2 separate regions of the Homo sapiens genome follow, and region 2 is linked to region 1. Evidence: chromatin loops called from intact Hi-C (ENCODE). Cell type or tissue: adrenal gland. All regions are shown on one strand.

Region 1 (8,000 bases):
ATTTTTAAAAAAATAAACGAAAGCTCAAGTACACCTGTGTAAAGAAAGGCCAGGCCCGCCTCTGGATGGGGCAGAGGTTTCCCCAAAGTGACCATGCTTATTTGAGACAGGGGTTCTCTTGGTCTCTAGGTGCCTCCCATCCTCTGAGAGATGCCCCCAGGGGAAATCATGGGGCCTTTTTCGCCTATGCAAATGGAGCCTGCCCACCAGAGCTGGCATTTGAGGCCAGGGAGATGAGGTGGGGCGATGGCACTGCCACTCTTATTGCGCTCATAGTTAACACATTCTGGGCTGGATGCCTCCCAGATTCCTCCCAGATAATCTCATTAGCTGCCAAAGAGAGCCCAAGCCGCATGAAAATGAAGCCACTGAATTCACATTGCTCCTCTGGAATGTCCTCCAAGACACAGCATCCACTCTTCATGATGGGAGCTATGGAGTGGCATGGGTGGCTTCCAGAGGCCTGTCCTAAAGCCAGCAGGAAAGGATGTGGGGTCACAACCTGGGCACCACCTCTGCCCATTAAAAGAGGTGCCACTAAGTGGTTGCTGGCAGCTGTCCCTGCCCTGGTCTTACCAGCTTCTCTGAGAATCCCTCAGCCCTGCCCGGGCCCCTGGAAATTCCAGGTGGGACTCAGGCACTTGCCTCCACGCAGCTCCATCCTTCTTCCTCCGCTTCCACATCCTCCAATTTCCTCTCTGCCTCTGGCTCCCAAGCTGTGACACATTCCCTTCATTTTCTACAAAGCAGGTTATTTCCCTTTTGGACAAATTTCTAAATCTTTCTAATTAACTAATTGGGTTGGGTTGAAGCCTTGTACCATTTGTAACCTGTAATTACTAGAAAATTGCCATGGTAACCACACTACTAATTAGCCACAATTTATTGCCATGGCAACCGGACCATAACAGAGATGTTACCCACACCTCCTTCTCGGCAAGTTGGCTGCATAGTTGGGGAGCAGGTGAGTCGACAGTCAGGAAGCTGGCCTCCTGGGTGCCAGCCCCAGCAGCTTTACAATGGGGGCCCAACGGGGGGCTGAGGTGGGGCAGCCAGGTACCTGCACCCCTCACTGATGCCATAGGGAAACGACTCCCAGGTCGACAAGCAAATCTTCTTCAAACCAATAGAATCCACCCATCATTATGTAGGCTGCCATGCCTATGCTCTGCCAGGCCAATGTCAAAGGCCAATTATTCAGCAAATGTCTTCTACCAGGGCTTTCCCCTCCTCTCCTCTCTCCTTTGTCACACCCTCCCTCTCCTCCATCTCTTAAGGTTTAGTACACACCAAATTCGGTCACCCAGGGGGCAGTTAGGAACATCTTTATTTAGCTTTGGAGAATGATGTTCTAACAGGGAATTAACTCCACCTTGCATCAATTAATTCTTTTATAATTTGAGGCCAGCGCATTCTCTCGGAGCTGGAGAGGCAGTGCTGGTTGTGGGAGACACCACGGCACCGGGGGTCAGAAAGTCCAAGTTTGAGCTGTGTGACCTTGGGCTCATCACTGAACCTTCCTGGGCTTCTGTTTTCTCAGCTAGAACATAAGAGTGATAATAATAATGGCTCCTTCTCGGGGCTGTCATAAATATTAAGTGAGCTGGTTTTTGGAAGGTGCCTTGGAAAATGTCAGGTGCCACACAGTCATTAGCTGGGACTATTTACCACCTGCTGGGTGAATAATATCCCTTTATTTTTTCCCAGCACTTTCAGGCTTCAAAGACCTCCTTGTTCTGCTGTTGGGGTGTGACTGCTCCTCCCTGCCCATCCCTGCTGAAGGCTTCTGCTCACCCTGCCCATCAGGCTGGGTAGGGGCTGGAGTTAGAGGGGAAAATGCCCCTTGGAGGTCCCCATTTCCCCTAGCCACATTCTGGCACTCTGATGATCTGTTCATTGGGCCCAACCCCCAAAGGGCAGCCTTGGTTGTCCTCAAGAACCATCCCTTTACCTCTGAGCCCTGGCACGCTGGCAATGCAGACCCAAGTACAAGTCGGGTGCAGACAATCCATCTCTCAGACTGCATCTGGGCCAGCCCTCAGGGACTGGGGGGTGAGACAGGGAAAGATGGTGGGGAGGGAGGGTGTGCATGCAGCTGAACTTCTCCAAGCTGTGGGTCTGAGGACCCAGGGATGAGGCAGCACAAGGATTCGTGGTGCTAAGGTAAAGCCTCTTGCTTCCTGCCTGGCCTCTGCACCTCCCCTCCTTCAGGATCACGGGAAGCATGCTCTCCAGGCCTCAGTTTCCTTCCTGTAAAGTGGGTGGGAATTGAGAAGATCTCCAAGATTGCTACTAGCTTACTTTGCAATGAATGCATCCTCCAGGGTGGACACAGGATAAGCATGTTGGGGGCTGATTCCTGTGCCCATCTAGCCCTGCACCCTCTGCATCAGCAGAGACTCTGAGGTGAGGCCCCTCGGCCAGGGAACTTGGCCATCTGCTGAGACCTTAATAGAAACAGGATTCTGGTGAATGCCATGATTCGCAGGCTGCCAAGAGCATCCAAGATATTGTAAATGAGTAGGGCAGAAATGCTGGAAACGTGGTGCAGGAATGGGCACAGAGAGAGAGAGAGAGAGAGAGTGTGTGTGTGTGTAAACATGCTGGAAAATGGGATGTGAGGATCAAGTGCAGGATGGTAACAGGGTCTCTCATCCTAAATTTCCTGAAAAATTATAAGACAAGATAACTGTGTAGGTGCTGGTGTTGCCACTCCCAAGCCTTCTGGGAGCCTTCAGAGCCTGGGCAGGACTTGACTGTGTGGCGGGTATTAGACAAGGATACACCCCCGCTCATCCTTCCTGCCCTGTCTCTGCAGAATGTTAAGGCAAGGGGTGGGGCAGCAGGACAGGCCCCATCATTTGTTTCCTCTTGACAGAGGAGGGATTTGCACTGGCAAAGCCTGGGGGTGTAGCCTAGGGGTATAACCCAGAGAGGCTAGCCACAGGCTTGACATTTCTTTAAAATCTCTTGTGTTGAGAAAAATGCACACAAAAATTACATTTCAATTCTATAACATATCTGTGTTTGTTTTAAAAGAAACGCAATGTTCCCCCCGATACTCATCAAATGCATCTGACACCCCAGGGAAAAGGTCTCTGTGTGTCCTGGGCTTTGGGTACCCCTAGCAGGCCCGTGCTGCACTTCCTGGGGGTCCCGGGCCCTGGCTGGGGAGCCTGTCACTCCAGCCCTGCCTGGTCCCTGGCTGTCAGATCTGGCTTCACTCCCGATGAAAGGCCAGCGCCCACCTGGGAAGCTAGGAGGCCCCTTGGCCCCCACTCTGTAGCCCCTGGTTGAGCTCACTGGTGAGGATCTGCCAGAAGGCCTCAGCTGGGCTTTAGGCATCTCCGTCTCCTTCAATAATGACTTCCTATAAATCAGATCTGCCCTCCGCTTTGTTCCATACTGCTCCCAGCCAACAGCAAAACTCCCCACCTGACATCATAAATCCACCTTCATTTTCTTTCCGAATTTCTTTTAAGGCTTCTTTAATCACCACCTTGCAGCCTGGACAGATGCTGCCTCAAAGGGTGAGGCCAAAATGCAGAGTTCCTGGGGAGGAGGCGAGGCCTAGGGGAGGCAGGGCAGGCAGGAAGGAGAGCAGAGAGATGGACCCCAGAGGGGATGGGGATGAAGATGCCGCTGGCCATGCCCAGGACTGGAGGTTTGGGGGGACACACAGAGAATGTTTCCCAGGCAGGGGCTGGGCCTGCTTCTCTTGTGCATCCCCCTGTACCTTGCACAGTGCTCCCTGTACCCAGGAGGTGCCCAGCAGAAGGCCCTGGCATCGCTCTGGCAGAGCCTCAGAGTGGAAGGTGTTGGTATTTGCTATACTAGGTGGGCACTGCCCGTGTGCCAGGCCATGTGCCAGCCATGTCCCATGTGCGCCTCCTTTCGTTCTCACAACACTCTCATTTTGAAGATGAGAAAACTGAGGCTGGGAGAATAGTTTGCCCACTACTGCCTAGGCTGTAATGCACAGGGTAGGCTGGACCTGCACCTGTGGCCTGGCTCCAGACCCTGTCCCCTCACCTGCTAGTTCAATGTCCTCAGAAAAGCTGAGGGGCATGCCCAAGGTCACTGGGGCCTGGACCGCGGAGGCAGTGCAGGACTCTTGCCTCTCACCTTCCCCTCCTCTTTTTCCATCTGGTTCCACGCCAGGGCCTTGGCCATGTCCAGAACCCAGTTCCCAGGATTCCCAGGCAGGGCAGCTCCCGGCACTGTCCCGGCTTCAAGAGGCCTCAAGCAGCTGGGGAAGTTGGGGACCAGGGGATGGGAGAGTGGTCTTCCTACTGCCCCAGTCTCTCTCCCAATCTCTCGCTTGGCCACCCTCCCGGGGCCCTCGAGTCCCCCGAGAGCTGGCATGGTGGCCACTAGATGGCACTGTGACCCAGCGGAGCAGCTGCAGCTGCGGAAATGGATAATGTCTAGAGAGGAGGCCTCCCCTCCCCCTCCCGCAGTGCTGAAGGCCGGTACCTGGATAGCACCTTTGCCTAGCCTGCCCTGGGGTGGCTGGACCTCCCCCGCTGTCCTGAACACTCAGCCAGGCAGCTGCTTCAGCCACAACAACCCGGGTGGGGCTGCCTCAAGTCCGGGTGCCAGCCTGGGGCTGTCATCCCAGTGGGTGTGGGCCTCCCCTCACAGCCCCTCCTGTCTTGCAGGCTGGTAGGGTTCTTAAGTTGGAGGTCATCGGAAAGGTCAGCGGGCTGTGGCAGTTTAAGCATCAGGAGGAGATGGGGCTCTAAGTGCTAGCTCTCTACCAACCTCCTGTGTGACCTTGGGCGAGTCCCTTCTCCTCCCTGGATCTCCGTCTGTTCTTTGTAAAATGGGAGGTTCTCCCAGGTCATACAGCTCTCTAGCAGGCAGGTGCTGTGTGGCTTGGCTCCAGGGACCTCCCAGCTCCCTGAGTGCACATCTGGACATGGCCTGCCCCTTCTGCCTGCTTTCCTCCCAGCTTCTCAGGCCCCCTGGCACCACAGTGGTGCTGAGCGCTGGCCACGCGCCCAAAGCCTCAGCCATCAGGCCGGGCTCAGCATGGCGGCCCTTACATTTGGGGTCCATTCCTGGGGCTCGGGGGTGGGGGACACTCCGGGCTAGTTTTCCAGCCAGACGTCCATGTGTCATTAGCTGAGTGACAAGGGGGGCTACAGGGTAGTGTTGGGGGGCTTGGCGGGCAGGGAAAGGGTGGGCTGGAGAAGGCGCGCAGACAGAATAGTAACATGGTGGGCCAAATAGGTTCTTGTCAGCCAAATGGCTTTTGGAAGTCTGCAGAGCTGTTCGAACACGTCCTCTGGGCACGCCAGCTGCCCCAGCCTCCCTCTGTTCCTCCACCAAAGCTGCTGCTTCTTCCTTGAACTGCCCGTCCTTCCAGCCCAGCCGGCACAGTTGGCTGGTGCTTCCATCCCCACTGTGCTCCTCATCTGCCTCCTCTGGGTCTCCTCCTTCCCGCTCCTCGGTTCTGTGCCAGCCCAGCCAGCGTGAACAATGCCCCCTTCATGCTCAAACCCAGCCGCAACCTCCAGATTCTTTTATTCTGTGTCTAGCCTGCTCTCCCAGTCCTTGCCTCCCTTCCACCTTGTCATTTTCAAGTGCTTCATCCCCCCAGTGCACCCCCCTTCCCTTGCAAGATCAAGGCACTTAATTGCCAAGCCAGCCCAGTGCACAGAACTGGCAACTATGCAGAAAAAATTGACTGTACAAATCTAGGCTGAAGCGCCTGCATGTTTATTTCTTTTCCGGGGGAAACATAGTTTATTACTGATACAGCCTTTCCATGGTACCTTCACGCGCGGAGCTCTCAGGCACTTAGATGGGGCTTGAGCTGTGCTAACCATTTTATTGTCTAGTCATTTGTTCCCACAAACTTTGTAAGACAGGTCAACATTAATCTCCCCCTTTCACCAGGGTGAAAAGTGGCTAGGGAAAGGCATTGTAAACTCAGGAGAGGCAGTGACAACCCTTTCTGGGCAGGACTTTGAGATGATGCCACCACCCAGGTGTCTGGAGGCAGGGTGGTACCCCAAAGGACCCCTCAACCATCCTTCCAGCCCCAGGATTCAGACTGAGGGAGGCTGCCACTTTGGAAGCCTCTGCTGCACACGTTGGGATGGGTATGTTGGGAAGGCCGACCAACAAGAGGATCTCTCTGTCCCAAGTGCAGGTCTGGTATGAATGTGGCTTAAGTTCACATGACAAGTTGTTGTGTACAGCTCTGGCTTCCTGATTTTTGGCACCCAAAACAGGAACTGGATTGCTCTGCCATCAGCAGTCTATTGGCAGATTATCAGAGTTTAGTCAGCAGCCGTGCTGGAATTAGAAAAACAGCCTTCCCTAGAAAGATCTCCCTGTCAGAGAGTCTGACAATAGGTCCCCCAACCAGAAAGATGAGGGGAGAGCGTGCCTTCAAAAAAAAGTGCTGGAGAGGTTTTGGAACAAGAACTCAATTCTTTGAGCTCAGTTATCCGAGACGGGACCCAGCTGAAGCCTAGGGATTTAGCACTCAATTCCTGGTTGCTTATGTGTAAGTAAATAATTTCATCTGCGATTTGGCAATAAAGAATGCTTTAAATCTCGGCTTTTGTGATTTGTCAGTTTTCTCCTACAGAACCTGCTCACCCATCATTGAGGTTACCAGAGGCAGTGGGGCAAGAGGTTCCAGGGAGAAAATGATGTGGTGTTCTCACATCCCACTTTCCAGCAAGCCAGATGTCCCCTCTTGGGTACCCCAAAACTCGTACCTGCCAGATATCTCACCAATGCTTGGAGAGGCAGTGTGGGAGAAGCCTTCTGTGGGTGGCAGGATGGAATGGAGCCTTCATCTCCCCTCACCAGGGACATAAGGCCACCCTTTCCTTGTGGTCTCTGATGAATTAGACTCAGCCTTGCAGGGCCCTGGCCCCCAGCCCCAGCCCCTCCAGCATACTACCTCCCATGTCACTCTGCATACCTGTATATTTGCTGACCCCAGCCTCAGCAGCCACATCTCTGAGCGCCAGAATGCCCCGGGAGAGGTCACTGGCCTCAGGGTCCATTTCAATGAGGGCATCAGGGCCCACATTACCGTAGGCGTAATTGGCAATGTAGATAGAGTAGCGTCCAGAGCCCTGAGGAAGAAGGGAAGGGAGAGGTGAGCAGGGCCACCTTGGCTCATCCCAGAAACCGCCCCCTCCCCACCCCAGGTAGGACCATAGCTCTTTCACAGGGTTGGGTTCTTCTCCCCAGGTCTGTTGCAAATGGCCTTGCAGGCTGTGCATGGCGCATTTCCAGAGGGGCTTTTCACAAAGGCTACCATGTGAATGACACTCCCAGGAGTTGTACAACAAAGCAGGCTGCTTTTCCTTCCATCCTGTTCCAGAAGAACACACCCCTCCCTCTCCCCCACAACCACCTTTTTATAGACAATTTTCTAATGTGCCTCCCTCCAGCTGAGCTCTCTCCAGCTGCCAGCCAGGGTAGCTGCTCAATAAATATTTGCTGATTGATTGATCTACCAATTCCCATTATTCTCAGTCTCTCTCTCCCATTCAAGCTCACTCCAGCCAAGATGACAAGCAAATTCCTGAGCCATCTCCCTCCCCCTGTTCCCACCCCGCGCTTCTTCATTCCTCTGTTTTGGTAGCACGAGAGGCACAGATTTGCAGGGGTCCTACTTCCCTCGTCCCTTCCCTTATTTCCCCTGTATTACCAGGAAGAAAGATAATATCACTTCTGTCTTTATAACACTGTCTCAAAGATTTGCTTTTCCCTTTGCATCCAGGAGCAGCCCTGGGCACCAGCTCCTCCGTGCAAGAGTCATTCTCTTCTCTAGTCCAAAACACTGCTGATGAAAGACTCTTCTCTTCTGCCTGTTATTATAATGGTGCTATTTCTTCAATGGATGACTTCTTCCCAAGAGATCCACACACTTTCTAAATCAGTTTTCTGGCTTTTCTCTCATCCTTTTCATCACTTCCCTCCAATTAATTGGACAGTAAATATTTCTTAAGCTCTAACTATGTGCC
Region 2 (8,000 bases), 1.3 Mb after region 1:
CCTAAGTCCAAATTCCATTTTCTCTTCACTGTATCATTCAGTTTCATAATGTGCCAGTAGGTATATCTTATTACTCAAAATGTATGTTGTTATTCTGTACTACGTCTAAGTAAATACATTTTTTAATAAGATGCCTTTATGCCCAAGTGCTTACTACAGGACCATTTCCTAAGAAGGCTTAATTACTTTAAGATGCTCATGATGATAACAGTTATCACTAGATGAAAAGGGACAACAGAAGCATAATGTTTTCAAAATTGCTGAGACTATACCAAGAACATTTTGCCTTGAATTCTGCAATGCAACATGCAACAACAAAGACAGTATGGGTAATTTAAGGATATGTGAGCTTCAAAGGGCAGAAATAGGACATTCTCATTCTCTTTAACTCTGCTAAAGCCTCAAATACTGATATAGTTCAGAGCATCTTATTACTAGGAAAACATAAATCAAAAGGAGTTCGGCTAGGAGCAATAAAACAGATTAGTGTCTGGAAGGACTGACTTTAAAGAAAGTTTTAAAAGAATTAGATCCAGGTAGTCTAGATAAAAAACAGCTATGAGGAAACATTTTTTTTTAAGCTAACACTCACACCAAAGGCAGAAATTATTTTGAAGATAGATGTCTAAAAAATGCAAACAGGAATAATTGTAAATCCTTATAAAGGGAAAATTCAGGAGAAATTTCCCAGCAAAAGCTTATGGGACAGAAGAACTCTCTCCCCTATGAGTGGTGAAAAACTACATTCCTAGAGATATTTAATGCCAGGTTGGACAAAACAAGAAAAGGATTCCATATGGAATGATCCTATACTGGCCCCTAACGTGATAGAGGACTGAAGGTAACCTCTTAGATCTTTTCCGTTTATGTTTTTTTTTTAATTTTATATAGTTTTACAGGGCACTGCCTTCTGCCAATTTCTTTTCTCCCCATGATGCCCACTTTCTCCTTTCACAAAGGGAAACAAATTGTAGCCTTCATTTTAAACAGATCTCATTGTTCTCAGTGTAACATAATCCTAGGTACAAAGTTGGGAGAAACAGACCAATTTCTAAACTTATAATGGTCCTTTCCTCCCTCCCTCACCCCCAGCAATTCCTGGGGCTCTTACAAGTTTTCCCACAAACTAAAGAGGAAGTAGTTCAAATGGATTGGAAGAAGAAAAACCATTAATATCAGAAAAACCATTAATATTCTCCCTTCTTATGTCTGATCACAGAGCTGACAGTGACCCTGGGAGCTATAAGGTTCTGGGTCAAATTACCATAGGAGGTGCTGTTAAAGACTATCTTTTACCTTTCAGCATTTATGCTGAGTGACAGCAAAAGTCTACTTGCAATCCATACTTTCATAGCAATGACTTTTATCTTTGAAAAGATATAGCCTTAAACACCTACATGCTTTGGCAAATGTTATAAAAGAGTAAGTCCTAGTCATGCTCCAAACTCAAGAAGCCTTAGCCTTGCCCTCTTTCTCTATTCTGGCACTTAAAAAAAAATGTTCCTCTGCCACCCTTGAAATACATTCCAATACCTCTCCAGAAGTACTTTTCAATGAAGGCCCAAGAAAATACAAGGGCATTTGCTCCTTTAGCTGATTTGTAAGGACAAGATATAACAAAATTCAGAAGGCTCTGAAAATCTGTCCCTGAGCCCTTTACATATAAAACTAGTTTACTTATAAGAAGGAACAGCAACGGGGATGATAGCCCTCCAAGAATGGACACTAATGCCTCTTCTATCCAATCTTAACAGTGTCAATAGCTCAAGAAACGCCAATACCCTCCATCGTGCCTCTTTGAAAGTACATCCCTCCACTTAAACAGGAAGTTCATAGATGTTAACACCTAACCTTCTAAACAAAAAATTTTCAATAGCATTTTCATTTTTTATCCCTAGTAAAAATGAGACCGTTCAAACCAAAAAAGATTGGCCTCTCAGATTGAAATAAGATTTCAAGTTTTCAAAGCCCTTCCAACACTTATCTAATCCCGTCAGGAAAGAAAGCTGGCATTTGTAATCCCATTTTAAAACAGAAAAAAAAAAATGCAACTCTGAGATTAGGCAATCTGAAGAAGAACTAACTGTGGAGATTTCCAAACCTTCCTCAACAAGGGACCAATTTAAAAGGGATTATTCCAGAAAACTTTAGAGTGGGTTTCAAAAACGGCTGAATTCCTTCTGTACCCTAATCACAGGAAGGCAAGAAATAAGAAAAACAGAAAGGCACTTTGCCTAGAATTTTAGCAATGAAATATGACTCTGACCTTTAATAATCTATGAACCTGGCTGAATTTTCTCAAAAAACCTGCTGCATCTACACCCCGCAGGAACAGCCTGTTAAGCAGTTTGGGCTACCAGCTCTCAGCCTCCAAGACAGCCGCCCAGCAAAAGGCCGGCAGCTGGGTGAGAACAACCTGGAGAACCCCCTTTGCGCAATGAGGTCAGGAGTTCCACACTGCAGTGTCTCCTCATCTGAAGCTTCCAACTTTTCATTTTCAGGCGAGGTGCAACCAGGCTCTCCAAATCTGCCCCAACGCGCGCGCGCGCATACACACACACACACACACACACACACACACACACACACACACGAACACACAGACACACGAACACACAGATACACAAACACAGCGGGTGCTTGCTTCCGCTCCCCAAATAAAGAATGGTAATCAAGTTTCTCACCATCCTCATAGTTTTTGAGATAGTAATCCGGGCCCGGGCCCCCGCGGCTTTTCGCCGGGTTCCTCAGGTTCTGGAACTGCAGGAAGTCGGTCCTTTTGCCCCCGAAGCGCAGAAAGGCGGGCGAAAGTCCCCGGGCCAGGGTCACCAAGCGCTTGGAGCTGCAGAGGAAGAGAATAAGAGAGGAAAGGTTCCCAGGACAGGACGAGAGCGCGTGGGGCACGGAGAAGGGCCCTCTTCCTACTCCCTGAGGGCGACCTGGCCGGGGCTAGAGGCTCTGTGCCTGCCCCAGCCGGCAGTCCACGCTGGCCCTTGGCCGCTGCCCTGCGCCCCAGCCCGCCCTCACCGCCCGGCTCTGGGGGCTGTGCCTCCCGCTTCCAGACGCCCGCAGCGGCCCCCTCCCGCAGACACCCAGATCCTGATCTCCTAAAGGCTACAGATAGTGTTTGTTCATAGAGTGTTTGTATGGGGTGGGTGTACGTGCTACGAGCACGGCGCTAAAGCGCAGTTGCCCGGCTTCTGCCACTGCCAGGAAAGCGCTCCGGGCGGAGACGCGCTAGGCGCGCCTACCTCTGGCTTCCGACCGTTGCCAAAAACTTGTATGCTGAAAGCCGGCATTGCCTCCGCAGCCCCAGGGGCCCCACAAACCTCCGTGCAGGAGGTGAAACCTGCCTTGTTTCTCTCAGACCAGGCCCGGCGCCTGAGCTTAAGTGGATTCCTACTTTCTTTCTTTTAATGTCCGAGTTGATTTTCCTTTTTCACTATATTGTAAAAACTGCATTGTTTCCCAAATCCCCGGACGGAGAGATCCCCAGGGTAAACCCTCGCCTTTCCAAGAACACTTCTCCACTCCCGCACCACCACCACCACCACCACACACACACACAGTAAAGGCAAAGTCTCTTTGGCCCCTGAAATAATTCCGCCTGATCTCAGGAAAGGTAACATCCTCCTCCCCACCCCACCCCCGAGTTAGGCTCCATCTTTCTTCTTTCCCACTTGGGGCCGTTTGGAACCGCTAGGGAAAATGAAGCTTGCCGAAATGTGGAACCTGCGCGTTATGGGATACTAAATGAGCACAAAACAATAGCATTTGCATCTATTTAAGGTCAGGATTTCCATCAATAGGTTTTTTAAAAGCCAAAGGCTGCTGCTTTGGGAAGGAGTAGAAAAGGAGCAATGCAGATACTGATAATGCAGAGGGGATCAGCTGTTGAGTTCCGGGTCTGTAAATTATTTTTTAACGCTTTACTGTTTCAGATTCTGAAAACCCAAATCCACATGGTGACGTTAAAGAGCATCATAAAGGAGGTGGATACGAGAAAGAAAAAACAGACTCTGCTTTTGGAGAGTTTTTTGAGAAGAGACGTGGCTACCCCAGGGTCTTGTAACCAGAATGGTCGTTTGGCAGAAGTCTCCGGGACCGCACTCCAGGACAGGCACAGTCAGGGCGTCGCGTGGGCCTACTGTGGCAAAGGAGACGTCCGCGCGAATCCGGTCCTGGGGAAAGGGCAGTTCCAACAACCTTTCATCCAGAAGCCTGCACAGCCAATGCGAATGCGCCCCGCCAGGACTTCTTCCCCGAAAATCTGCCTTCCAGACTCTTTTCTGAGGCAGGAAAGCATTAGGCGAACAGGCAGATTTTTTAAAAAAAGAAAGAAAGCTGGTGGGGGAAAGGGGGTCTGCGCAGCTGAAGGAGTTCAATGAAAGTGGGACAAGCGTTGCGGAAAACTCCGTTGCACCCTACATTCGGACGAGCTCATAGACGCGCTCTGCTGCACGAAAGAGCTTTCGAAGAGGAAGCTGGGCCGCGCGGAGCTGGCTGTTCCGCCCTCGCGGCAACCGCACCAACAGGAACCGAAACGGCCTCGGCAAGGGCAGCTACAGCCTCTCAGTCCTCCGGCTACCTTTCCTCCACGTGGAAGGAGCGCTCCACGTGGCGCCTCCCGCTACCTGCCGCGTCCGCAGACCCGACCCGGGCCAGGGGGACAACCCCAAGAGCTGAGAGGCGGGCGCACCTCAAGAAGCAAAACTCGAATTTCGCAAGGAGTGAAAAATACGAAGGACGCACAACGGACCTGGCCTCGGGGCAAAGTGGGACTGAGAGCGCTGAGGGCTCTTCGAGGGGAACCCACAGCTGAGGCTCCAACTTGTAGGGAATTTTTAAAAACTCAACACTTGGATTCGACATTGCAGAGGATTTATTTCTTATTTTACACTGCAACTCTGTCCCTGATGGGAAGGGATCGCAGTTGCCTAACTGCCAAACTGCAACAACCCGGGAAGAGTGTGAGCCCAATTAGATTACAAGCCCTAGAGCAAAGGGGATCACAAACCTCCGGGTTTGCTAATCTGCTGGTGCGGAGTTCAGATCTCCGAAGCCTCCCTGGAGTATTTCTAGGACTCTTACCGCTTCCCTTATAACGCTGTGACCCCAGCGAGGATTTTTTTTTTCCTTTAAAGAAAAGCTAAACTGTGCAGTTACCGCAGGAGATTTAAGGAGGAGGAACTGGCGGGGGGAGGGGGGCATTCCGTCTATAAAAAGCGCCTTACAAAGTCCTGAAGTCTGGAAATGACAGCGGAGGATATAAAATAAAAAATTTTAACTCCGATCCAACTTGCCCACCACTCAAGCCTCTGCTTAAATTCGTTTTCTGAGAGTGGGAGAGAACTGACGAAACGATCTTTCCGTGGAAAATTCCAGTTTCGTGCAATCCCGCTTGAACACTCACACACACACACTCTCCTGTCTCACATACACACACACACACACACACACACACATACCCATTCCTTTCAGCTCTTTGTTGTTTGAGACCTTTTCTTCGCTTTTGTAACTGCTCTGAACCTCTTGTTTCTTTTTCAGAAGTAGACGGGAAGGCTAATTGTGGATATATGTAAGCACAACATTTTTTCAGTCATAACTGATAAGTTTCTGAAATGCCTTCTGCATTGCAAACATGTGCATCTTAATAGAAAACATTGCTTTTCTCAATCACTAGTTACAGCCTCACAGCACACAATCCAGGAGAAGGAAAACCTCTTTTCTTCTCTTTGAGAGATCTGCTTGGCTTATTTTCTTCTTTCCCCTTTGGAATGGGGGATAGGAAGGGCTTGAGGGGGTGTTACTAAAAAATTTTAAATGATCCATCGAAACCCCTGCCTTACCTTAGGAAATCGAGCCAGCCATCATGAATGATGGACGGATCCAGCTGCAGAGAGAGGAAGTTCTCATTGACTGTCCTGACTGGGTTCTTGGTGCTCACATCAAGTAGAATCAGGGTCTTTTCCTTCAAACCTGCAGCTCTGTCTACAGGCAAGGGTCTCCTGTCTCCAGCCTGGGAGGAAAGGGAGAGATGGAGCAACAGAGCCAAGTAGAGAGCCCCCGGGGCTAGGCACGCGGGGGGGCGGGAGTTGCTGGAGGGCATGGCTTCAGGGAAGGCACAAAGCACCCTCATTCAATCCCTCTGATTTAAACCTCTCTTCCTACTGGGTCTCGCTAGTGACTAATTGTCCTTATCTAAAGTGTGTGTCTGTCCGCCTTTTTCCCCCCTTTTTTTCCCTTCCTCCCACCACCCCCCCAACACACACACACTCTCTCTCTCTCCCGCTCTCTCTCTCTCTCGCTCGCTCGCTCGCTCGTTTTGTTTTTTTCTTTTTTTTTTTTAATTTTTTTTAATTTTTTTTTTCAGTGTTTTGGTGCTGGTGGAGCGAACTCACGCCCCTAGCCAGCCTTCCCCGTGACTCTTGCCAAGAGAACTCGTACACCGGCACCGCCCCTTTAAGAGATTTCTACTGCAGACATTTTTTAACTTTTTAAAGGTAAGGGGAGGGGAGCAGGCGGGAAGGAGGAGAAAAGGGTGGCGTTGTACCCTCCTAATTTAACCCTCTAGGGTCAGGAAGCAGAGGGAGGAATCCAAACCATGCCGTTGTACCGTCTGGGTACAGAGCAAAGGGTCTCGTTTTTACGTCCTTCCCTGAGAGGCTCTGGAGGGCGGTTCAAGCTCCGACTCCGACCCGAAAGCCCCAGCGCCAACCCGGGACGCGCTGGGATAGAGTTCCCACCGACAGCACGCTTGTTTCTCCTGACAGCGTCAGGCACTTCGTCCGCTCAGGGCCCTTTTCTGGTTGAAGCAGCAATACCAAGGGCGGTTAAGTTGCAGAGGGGTCTTGAGGCGGTGATTCCTGTCAAAGCATAGAGCCCTGAAGGACATTCCCCGAAGAGGAGCCCTGATCTCTGTGACGCGTTGGATAGCCACACCGAAGCATCCTCTGACCTCCATAGGGCAAAGAGTAGCAAGAAGGAAAAACATAGTGACCTGGTCAAGCAGCTTTTCCGATCCGAGGGCCAAAAGGGACATGCGCCCTCGCTCTGCTCTGCTCTTCCCGCAACCGAGGAATAAGCGTCTTGGGAGCGTCAATACATGCTGGCTTTGGCCAAGTCGAAGCTACCTGAGCTGTGCTTGGATAGTCAGGGCGGCTCTGCGTCCAACTGTGCCACTTCTTGGCCACTCTATTCTGCTGCACAGGTAGAGTCCCCCCTCCAGACCCTCCTGGAGGTCAATCCTATACTTAGCCCTCCTGCAGGGAAGTGCGCCTTTACAGTGCCAGATGGGACCATAGTGACACTTTCGGGTTTCCATCTCGGCCCCCAGTCAAAACCAGAGTCACATAGCCCTGGATGGGGAATAACAGCCGGAAGCCGCTGTGATGCACGACCCGCCGCTGCTCATTGAGCTTCCACCCCACAACAGCTTGCAAATTGAACTCTAGGTCCTATCCTGAAGCGCGGGAAAGGGATCAGGCACAGTTTGCTGCAGTCACATTGCTGGGCCCCACTTTCGGCTTCTTTCTGAGACAAAATGGGACTTCTACTTGGCAGATGAAGGGAACTACTTTATGTAGTGCGGGCAGTCAGAAACGCAGAAGCGTCCAGGGCCCTCCTTGGTATCAAACAAGCAAAACCCTAAAATGCAGAGCAAGGGTTTTCCCCAGAAGTGGATGGACAAGGGTTAGTCTTAAAGCCCAGCAAACGCTGTAATAGCAACCTGTATCCTCTTACCTCCACCCAGACCAGGATTAACAAATCTGAAAACAGCTGGAATAGATGACCTTCAACTGAAGTTCCCTGAAAAGCCTCTACCAACCTAAGCACCCAGGAAATCGAGATTATGTTGCATTCATCTGTGAAGCGCCATGACGACCTTCTAGAAATAGGACTGCATAAGATGAGGATATGGGAGAAAGCAAATGCAAGTCATATTATTTAAAGATGATTTTTTTAAATCAAGCTGTTACATAGTGAAGTATTGGATGTTG

What was found. Peaks named below come from ENCODE experiments on the same cell type or tissue, not always from the same donor. Only the 100,000 strongest peaks of a DNase experiment are listed, where the experiment ranks them.
Region 2: it touches region 1 in a loop (4-fold over the local background); 9 of 110 quality-filtered maps call a loop at or near these places.

What each region holds. Positions count from the first base shown.
Region 1 is chr10:97,910,554-97,918,553 of GRCh38, forward strand. It overlaps CRTAC1 (cartilage acidic protein 1), which reads right to left. Exons shown (of 15, transcript NM_018058.7): 5 at 6,947-7,103. Among named protein-coding and RNA genes, the nearest start is that of MIR3085, 39 kb to the left of the region's middle. RefSeq lists an enhancer at 3,940-4,516. In adrenal gland, a CTCF peak has its summit at 4,377 (motif pointing right); a DNase peak (open chromatin) is centred at 4,298; H3K27me3 peaks cover 773 bases.
Region 2 is chr10:99,229,664-99,237,663 of GRCh38, forward strand. HPSE2 (heparanase 2 (inactive)) reads right to left here and starts at 6,189. Exons shown (of 12, transcript NM_021828.5): 1 at 5,850-6,189; 2 at 2,685-2,842. The coding sequence starts at 6,139. RefSeq lists a silencer at 4,499-4,618 and enhancers at 6,766-7,266, 7,267-7,767. In adrenal gland, no CTCF peak of the experiment used is centred here; a DNase peak (open chromatin) is centred at 4,591; H3K4me3 peaks cover 1,778 bases; H3K27me3 peaks cover 5,104 bases.